Linked DNA regions of Homo sapiens: region 1 is linked to region 2. A link is a contact called in ENCODE Hi-C or POLR2A ChIA-PET data. All regions are on one chromosome and are shown on one strand. Each heading gives the region's core, a stretch centred on a gene start or an enhancer-like site at or near the end of the contact. The rest is flanking DNA. Distances are from core to core; before and after follow the strand shown. Region 1 has its middle 74 kb from the start of PRLHR. Region 2 has its middle 25 kb from the start of PRLHR.

Region 1 (4,275 bases), core at 45-2,544, 98 kb after region 2:
ATTGTCCTTGGCTACTAAGATCAATAACAAGGGTGACGCCAGTCCAAGGTTGGACAGGCAGTTGCTAGGCAGATGTCCTTGCAGAAGTATTTGTTGTGTAAGGTTGTGATAGCCTTTGTGCAAGGTTGTGGGTTTGCAGGCTTTTGTGATACTTTTTGTATCCAAGGCGTCCAAGTGTGAGAACACTTCCTTCATGAACTTCCCCGGCTCTCTTGTGTTTTCAACACAAGAGATTCCATTTTGATTGACAACTTTCATACAATATAGAAATTAGAACCTGAGACCTAATCTAGCCCACCTGTCCCCACGTGTGGTGGGCCCACCATGCACAGCCAAGTCACCTGGAGCATGAGGCTGAAATGCAGGTTTCTGGGCCCTGCTCCAGACCTGCAGACTCAGAATCTCAGGGAGGTAGGGAGGGGTGGGGAGGGTAAAAGCTGCATTACTGACTAGCTCCCTTAGTGACAGTTCAGCACGCTGATGTTCAGGGATGCCCTCTTCTTGCCAAGGAGAAAACAGAAGCGCAGTCTGTTGGCCAAGGGCCCTCAGCCAGGGAACATCAGGACCTGGGGCACAGCTCTAGGAAACGCTGTTGTTGCTGAGAGTGGGGGCAAGGGGCACTGGCCAGACCTGGATTTGTGGGAGGCGGCTGACATGAGGCTCTGGACTTCTGCAGCAAGACGGACATCAGGGAACCTGGGCTTCCAGCAAGCAGCTCTTTTAGCCAGCACAGTAGATGCACTCCAGGTGGTGGGGTCTCAGTCCAGTGGGGTCTTCAGGAGAAAGCAAGGCTCCTAGGCTGGAGTCTAGTTTCAGGTGGGGCTGTGATTGGGGTCTGGCCATCGTGGTTCTGCCACCTACTGGCTGTGTAACTCCGGGTACCTCTCTGAGCCTTAACTCCTCGTCTGAAAACAGAATAATCAGAGTACCTACTTCTTGGGGTAGCTGTGGGGTGGGGCATGAGATGGCACTGGCTGTTCAGTGTTTGCCTCTCAGGTCCTTCTTGACTCCTTGGGGCTGAATTTATGTTCTCATCACTCCGTTTCTGAGCAGATGAGGAAGAAGGAGGGTGGAACTCTAGCTCCAACTCTGCTCCCTGACCTAAGTATCCCAACCCCTCCCAGGTTGGGGACAGAGCCCTTCCATCACGTAGCTCTCGGTCCCACCGGACTCTTTGCTTAGGAAGAGGCTGCCTGCCCCCATCGTGGTTAGGTGCTAACTCATTCTCTGCTTTATCTATCACATCTCTAACTGCCCATCAGAGCCCATTAGACCAGAATGAGACTCCCAGGGTGGCCGCAGAGCAGCAGCATTTCAGCTCATCAGAGGAAGCTGCCAAATGAGCCAGTCTGAGCAGCATTTGGGGGTAGATGTTCGCTTCCTATTAACAGGCTAAATTGCGGAAGTGGCTCAGAGTTTCATTCCCACTGTGCCACTCCCTGGGGTCTGCAGCGTGGCCTGGGAGAAAAAGGCACAGCCTCGGGGTCAGACCCGAGTTGGACCCAGCTCTGTCCCCTGGTACCTGAGGGACTCTGGATAAATTACTGGATTTCTCTGAACTCCACTTATCCCATTTGTAAAACAGGATTAGAAGCCCCGCCATGGGACTGTTTTGGTCATTAAATGCCAATTTGTATATAAAGTGCTTAGCGCAAGCCTGACGACAGAAACACTCGGTAATTGAAAGCTACTGTTTTTCCACAAGGACTTCCTTTCAGGGACCGCAGCCTTGGACGGAGGCCTGGGTACAGATTTAATCAGATGCAGGCGCTCCGGATTACCATGGAGATCGTCTAATCTAATACGTGGAGGCTGCTCAGTGACTGTTTATTGAGTTAAAAGAAAACACAAATCTAATTTTAGCCCAAAGAAGAGAAAGTTAAAAGGGAACTTGAACAGGCTTTGGCTAGACAGTATAATAATTACTGCTGTTTTTTTCAATACTTACTAAGTGATAACTGTTTTCCTTTAAAGAGAAAAGTCATCTAAATAATCATAGCTACTATTATTGTCTGTAATGTTAGTGCTAACCCATTTCTAGTAGAGGGCACCCCCAGCTTATGGGTGGGGGATGGAGACTTCTGTAGGCAGAGACAGAGTTTTAGAGGCCTGTGCTCCTAACCAGCACCCATGCTGAACCCCGGAAAGATGATGTGACAGCATCCAGCTCTCACTCCTCTCTGTCTCACTCAGAGGAAGGGGACAGAGAGGCGGCAGCCCTCCAAGAAGGCAGATGCCATGGTGCTGTCCCAACAGCTGCTGGCAGTGTCAGAGGGGACGGCCCTGAGGACAATAGGGGTCCTCAGGGTGGGGGTGTTGCCAAAGGAGATTAACATTTGAGTTAGTGAACTGGGAAAGGCAGACCCACCCTCAATCTGGGTGGGCACCTAGCAGTGCCACCAGTGTACCCGATGTCCCCCTGGAGTCAGATAGCCCTAGTAGGACACAGCAACAAACCTGGCATGGAGAATGGAGGGAGCAGCAGCACAGACCCCAGGGACATGAGAAATAAGATGCCAGGCACAAAGCAAGGACCTGCTCAATAGGGGCCTCATTTAGAGAACAAAAACTGAGGCCTGAGATTCAGTGTCCTGCTCAGGACCCAGTGAAGCAGGGTGGGAGCGGAGGCTCCCTTCCAGCAGATCCTGTGACCAGTGATCAGAGGACCACCCTCGCCCCTGCCCATTCCAGCCATTAGAACCTGTGGTGTGTGGGCAAGGGTCCCCAAACAGGGCCCGTCACCTGCCCACCCACTCCCAGAAGGCCACCAGTGCTCTCACAGGCTGAGGGCCAGGGCCAAAGCTGCCAGGCTGGCCCTGTGAGCTCCTGCTGCAGTGGCGGCAGAAATCCACCTGCTGCAGTCTGGATATGGGAAATGCATTTTTCACCCCATCAGGCATCAGGGCGAAAGCAATTTACAAATGGTCAGCTGGGGGAGAGACGCGGCCAGCAGTGTTTTGTAGTCCATTAAAAGGTTTGGACCGGGGCTTTGAGAGATGTGCCAGCAACTGTGCAGAGGCATTCATTCACCAGACCCTGCTCATGCAGCTCACTTTGGAGCTGGGCAAGGACCCCCGGGATGCCAGTCAGTGTAAGAGGACACCTGGGTTTCTCTGCTGGTGGGTCATCGGGGATCAAGGGCTCTGTATTAGTTAGGGTTCTCTGGAGAGACAGGACTAATAGGACAGATGTATATACGAAAGGGAGTTTATTAAGGAGTATTGGATCACACCATCACAAGGTGAAGTCCCACAATAGGCCATCTGCATGCAATCTGAGAAGCAAGGAAGCCAGTCCGCGTCCTAAAAACCTCACAAGTAGGGAAGCCGACAGTGCAGCCTTCAGTCAGTGGCTGAAGGCCTGAGAGCCCCTGGCAAACCACTGGCATAAGTTCAAGAGTCCAAAAACTGAAGAACTTGGAGTCTGATGTTTGAGAGAAGGCAGCATTCAGCATGGGAGAAAGATGAAGGCCAGAAGACTCAGCCAGTCTAGTCCTCCCACATTTTCGGCCTGCTTTTATCTAGCCGTGCTGACAGCTGATTAGATGGTGCCCACCCAGATTGAGGGTGGGTCTGCCTCTCCCAGTTCACTAACTCAAATGTTAATCTCCTTTGGCAACACCCCCACAGACACCCGCAGGAACAATACTTTCAACCTTCATTCCAATCAAGTTGACAATATTAACCATCACAGGCTCTTAGGGACTGTGTCCCTGGGCACTCTACCCCAGGAACTCTAGACTAAGGATCAGCCTAGACAGTCTCCCCCTTTTTTTTCCTAAAGAGAAAATGCAGAGGGAAGAAACCAGCAAGCCACCATCTCATAAATGTATTCATTTGTTTACCACTGTTTTAGAAATGCTCAAAGCAGCTAACGAAGACTTCACTTATGAGGAAGGGATTACATGCAAAGCAAGAACACACAGGGGATCCTCTGGGGGTCTTAGGGCATGTGGGCTGCAAGCGGCAAACACTGACTGTCACCCCTTACAGTGAAAAGGAAAGACCATTGAGGTGCTACAGCCTTTGGAAGGGTAAGGATCAGACAGCCCCAGCACCAGCTCCGGGTGTCTCTGCTCTTGGGAAGGGCCAGCTCCTGCCTTTTGAGGACTTCAAATTGCCCCATACATAATTCCAGCTCCAGGAGAGGGGCCTGATTGGCTCAGGTACATTCCCATCTGCTAGCTGAAGAAGGCAGGACGCCTTCACCAGCAGTCCCTGCACCTACCTCCGCCCAGGACTATGTTGAACAGACAGAAGCAGTTCCCCCAAGAAA
Region 2 (4,593 bases), core at 1,673-4,172:
CTACTAAAAATACAAAAATTAGCCTGGCATGGTGGTGGGTGCCTATAATCCCAGCTACTAGGGAGGCTGAGGCAGAAGAATTGCTTGAACCTGGGAGGTGGAGGTTGCAGTGAGCCGAGATCGTGCCACTTCACTCCAGCCTGGGTGAAAGAGCAAAACTCCGTCTCAGAGAAAAAAAAAAAAAAAAAAAAGTGAAAAGTTAAAAGTCCATCCTAGAAAAATTCCACTCTTTGCCACAAGGTGGTGATCAAGGCTCACATAGTTTGGGGCCTACACTTTGCGAGCTGAAAGTGATCGTCTCACTCCACGAGGATTTGGGGGTTTGTTTCGGTTTTCCTTTTTAATATCTGGAGGGGAAGCAAGTGTTCCTAGGCAGCTCCCCACTACCCACCACAATCTAATTGTCCTTCAAACCAGACTCTGGTCTGTGTAAACAGGCCGTAAGATGGACTTCTGGAGTTGTCTGGGCACCCGGCTATGAACTTTTCAGATGGCTGTGAAATGTGGTGATTTGAGTTGCTGCTTCTCTGTTCTCAGTCAACACATGGGCCAGACTAGATACTGCTGCCTTACTGGCCTTGAACACATGGCTCTGATCCGAGGCCATTGCCTGACTTTCTTGGAATTATTGAGATCAAGAAATTGTAAGAGGCTGAGGCAGGAGAATCACTTGAACCCAGGAGGCGGAGGTTGCAGTGAGCTGAGATCGCGCAACTGCACTCCAGCCTGGGTGACAGAGTGAGACTCCATCTCAAAAAAAAAAAAAGAAAAAGAAAAAGAAATTCCTCCACAGCGGGACTTGCTGATTATAAAGCTGTATGCCTGAGCTGCCCATGGGTGAGGATAGCACAGAGGAAAGGAAAACAGCACTGAAGACGGGGAGACGAAAGCCTGGGGACCTCATTTGAGCCCCTGGACCCTGAAGCCAGCCCAGCTTCTTAGTTGCATCAGCCAGCATCAGTCAATAATTCTCTTTCAGCTTAAAGCCAGTTTGAGATGCGTTTCTCTCCCTGCACTAAAAAATCTCCTGCTAATACATGTGAAAAGAGGTCCTTGTGAAGTGGTTTTTATAAACCAAAGGTAGAGGTAGTGGCTTGGCCTTTGGAGACAGCTGCTTGCTTTTGAAGGAGGGAGTCCAGGCGCCAGCTTGAGGAAGCCCAGAGACCGCCTCAGAGCTGTCCAGCATCTGGAATCCAGACATCGTGCCAGGCACCGGGAGTCTCTGGGCCTTAGGAGGCTAGAGGAGTAAGGCAGCCTCCAAGTTCTAGCTCTGTGGTAATAAGGCTGACCAGGGTAACTAATCTTCCATGAGTAATGTGTGCTAGCCCCTATTTTAAGTGCTTATATGTGTTACCTCATGTAACCCTCATGACATTCCTACGCAGCAGGTGCATTTGTCCTCCTCCTCAACAGGTGGGGAAACCAGATTTGAAAGAAGCTAAGACACTCGGCCAAGGTCACTTGCTGGTAAGAAGGAGGCTGGATTTGAATCCAGGAGGCTGAGAGGAAGAGTCCACATAAGGCTTCTCAGAGCCGGCACCCAGCGTCCAAGCTGATGAAACATAACTGCCCAGGCTGAGTCATCTGATCCACCAGTTCAGGCCTTCTACCCCAGCTGGTCCTAACCATGGGTGGAAGCTGAGCTTGCATCTGCAGCCCTTTGTCAAGAGAGGCCTAATGGAAAACCTGACCGTCTACCCCAAATAGCAGTAATGAACCAGTGCCTCCCCCTTCCCCATCAGGGTGAGGTCACAGCTTCTACCCACAAGTTCTCCAGCTGGTTCTCCATGGGGACAGAAGTCACTGGCATGAGTAGTTGAACTTTGGAGTTGGAACGTGTGTCCAAATCCTGGATGTGCCACTTACCAGCCAGCTGGGCACTCAACCTCTCCACGCTTTGGTTTCCTTGTCTGTAAGGTTGGGATAATTTTAAAATGCCTGCTTTACAAGGCTGTTGGATTCCAAAAGATCATACCCTGGCTTCAGGCTCTCACTAAAAACTCATTATCATACTTATAATTTTCTATGCAATAGGGAGAAAGTGATAAGAAAATGACCAAAAGAATAATAATTCTGAGAGGCTCTGGCTCATTTCAAAATGAGACACAGGAGTGGAAAGGTAGCAATTCTATAAATCAGTGGTTCTCAGCCTGAGCAGCCCATTAGAATCGCTTAGGAAAGCTTTATAAAAATCATGCCTGACCCCATTTCCAGAGCAATTAAATGAGAATCCTTGGGGCTGGGGACCAGACATTGGTCTTTTTGAAAAGCACACCAGCTGACTAGTGTTCAGCAGGGATACAGAGCCACTTTTGGGGTAAACAAGAGGTTTGTCTGGCAGAACAGAGTGGTGGGCCCCTCAGCAGCTTTCTTCCCAAAATAGAAGGGGGTGGTCTCTCCAGCAGTGAAATCAAAGCTCGGGACCTCACTCTGACAGCTGAAATGTATAAGGGGTTTGGACAGGTCTGTCCTCAGCCTTGGCATTGCAAGTAGCAGCTCTTCCTGGCTTCAGTAGCATGGTGGCAGATGGATAAAATGAATACACTACGAGATTAAATAACGAGGAGATGTTATGCCAACAAAATTAACTTGTCCAGCCTGTTCCTTAGCAACTGCACTATTATTTCAGGTTTCCTTTAGAAACCTCTGGTTGTTCCCGCCACTCCTTTTCATTAAAATGTGAGGCGCAGTTATTTCTTACTTTAATGAAAAGGATAGAAAAGCAAGGAATGAGGCAAAAGAAACTTCTAACCACCCCTCAAATTGCATCAGGCCAGCCCTAGACAAATAGGATCAAATTGGTAACTTGTAAATTGGGGTGCTTATTTCGTTTTCCTGCAGATGTAGCTTTTCTGGTCCTCCAAGGGCTTCACCATGCAGTCCTGCCTTTTATGAACACATGGTGCATTTGCCAAACCAATCTGAGGCTGCCCAGATAGCCATTGTTTGGGAGTCAGGCCCTGAACGTTGGAATTCAGAACACAGTGTCCTCAGAGGAAAATCACTTTTGTGCAGCAGGAACAGGCGCAGAGTGAGTAATTGGCTGGTTTTAGGAGGGGTGGGGAGGCTTCTTGTTTCTAAACTCTGCCCAGTTGAATTGCCAAAGACCCACCCTCTTCTCAGATGCATCTTTCCTGGGTGATCAGCAGAGGCCAGGGTCTCACAGGGTTTGCCCACTTGACTGACTCAGTGTCCATGGTCCTGGGCAGCAGGAATCCCGTGTTTGGCTCAGAAACTTGGCTTCCTGTCATCCCCTAATCAGATCCAGCTGTGCTCTTGGCTATCCTTGCCTGATCATCTTATTTATTGATCATTGTGGGCTTTTGGTCTCAAATGATTTTTTTTTTAAGTCTGCCAGAAATCTCTGCCTATAAGGTTTGCTGTTGTTGCTCTGGGCTCGAGGTTAACAATATATCCAATTTTATCCTTAAAAGCAGGGGCTGTGAGCCAGGGTTAAGAATTCAGTGGGTCTGTGAACTGGGATCAGAAAACAATTGACTTTTATTTTTCACTCATCTATAACTAAAATCTGTCATTTCCTTCCATTATAAATGTGGACAAAAAAGCAGAGTTGTATGAGAGAAACCAGTGACTCTGTCACCAGTGGGAATCACAGATCATTTGACATTATCCTGCAACTGTGGCAAATTCTCAGAATACCATTTATGCAAATCATTATTTCAATATTACAGTGACCATTCAACCTGCCACTAGATAGCGTATTTACTATAGTAATCAAGAAACACATATATTAAAATATTAAAAAGTCCACACTTGGGATATATATGTTTTAGTATAATTGATTTCCTTTGTAAACCTGTGCATAGTATTTTATGCATTTAAAGACATTATCTTGGAACTCCTGCTTCCAGGAAGAAAATAGATTTGCTTTTCCCTATTGCTTCTGCCAAGCATAAATAAAAATCCTGGATATTACACAAAAGAAAAGATAAGAAGACTCTGAAGGGTGGAAATGAGACAGACCAGACAAGGACCGCAGAATCCGGGGTACAACACAGTGGAGAGTTCCCTGGGTTGTCTTTTTGCCTCGTATATCCCAGACTTGGAGCTGAAAAGCCTGGCAGCACAAAAATACCATCAGGCATGAGCCCAAAAGCCACCCCAAAAGGCCTGCTGTCTCTAGTCAAGCCTAGAAAAAAAGCTTAGCAAGATAGATAACTCGGACGATGACTGCTCCACTCCAGCCACAGACCACAGGAACGAACACTGTGGCCAACACCCACGTGAGCAAAGCCAGGCGGAAGGCCCAGACTTCTACATTTCCAAGGCACCCCAACACTCCCACCGGGGTGGGATCCGAAGAGGCCAAGCAGGGAGCCAGGACTTCCATTCCAGCCAGACCTTAATGACTCCCATCTCCTTCTCCACATCCCCAACCTGCCAGTATCCATGGAGCTGGGACATCCACCCCACCCAGCAGTAATAAGGGATCCCTCCCCCTCCCTACTGGGGTGGTATCAGACGGGGCCTTTAGTAGGGTCAAGACTTTCACTATTGTACAGCAGTAATGAGAAATAAGTTCCCTCTAGAGTGTCAACAGAGGCCAAATGGAAAACCTGAACGTCTACCTCC

What was found. Hi-C counts contacts between places; a loop is a spot of excess contacts on that map. ChIA-PET counts read pairs that join two places held with the same protein, here RNA polymerase II (POLR2A). Pooled maps may share reads with other maps.
Region 1: a loop to region 2 is called in a map of dorsolateral prefrontal cortex, with 2.5 times the contacts of the local background. The contact joins two enhancer-like sites. A Hi-C loop is called at or near these places in 3 of 168 maps with a recorded cell type or tissue (Caco-2, dorsolateral prefrontal cortex and prostate gland), 1 of 37 single-sample maps with no recorded cell type and 9 of 50 pooled maps. POLR2A ChIA-PET finds 5 or more read pairs at or near these places in 3 of 52 experiments (A673, Panc1 and naive thymus-derived CD4-positive, alpha-beta T cell).

What each region holds. Positions count from the first base shown.
Region 1 is chr10:118,667,889-118,672,163 of GRCh38, forward strand. No RefSeq gene overlaps it. Among named protein-coding and RNA genes, the nearest start is that of PRLHR, 74 kb to the left of the region's middle. Within about 2 kb of position 1,295, at least 3 of the 41 ENCODE cell types and tissues checked have a DNase peak (open chromatin) inside an H3K27ac peak, as active enhancers do; they include dorsolateral prefrontal cortex, where a contact is called at or near this core.
Region 2 is chr10:118,568,234-118,572,826 of GRCh38, forward strand. No RefSeq gene overlaps it. Among named protein-coding and RNA genes, the nearest start is that of PRLHR, 25 kb to the right of the region's middle. Within about 2 kb of position 2,923, at least 8 of the 41 ENCODE cell types and tissues checked have a DNase peak (open chromatin) inside an H3K27ac peak, as active enhancers do; they include dorsolateral prefrontal cortex, where a contact is called at or near this core.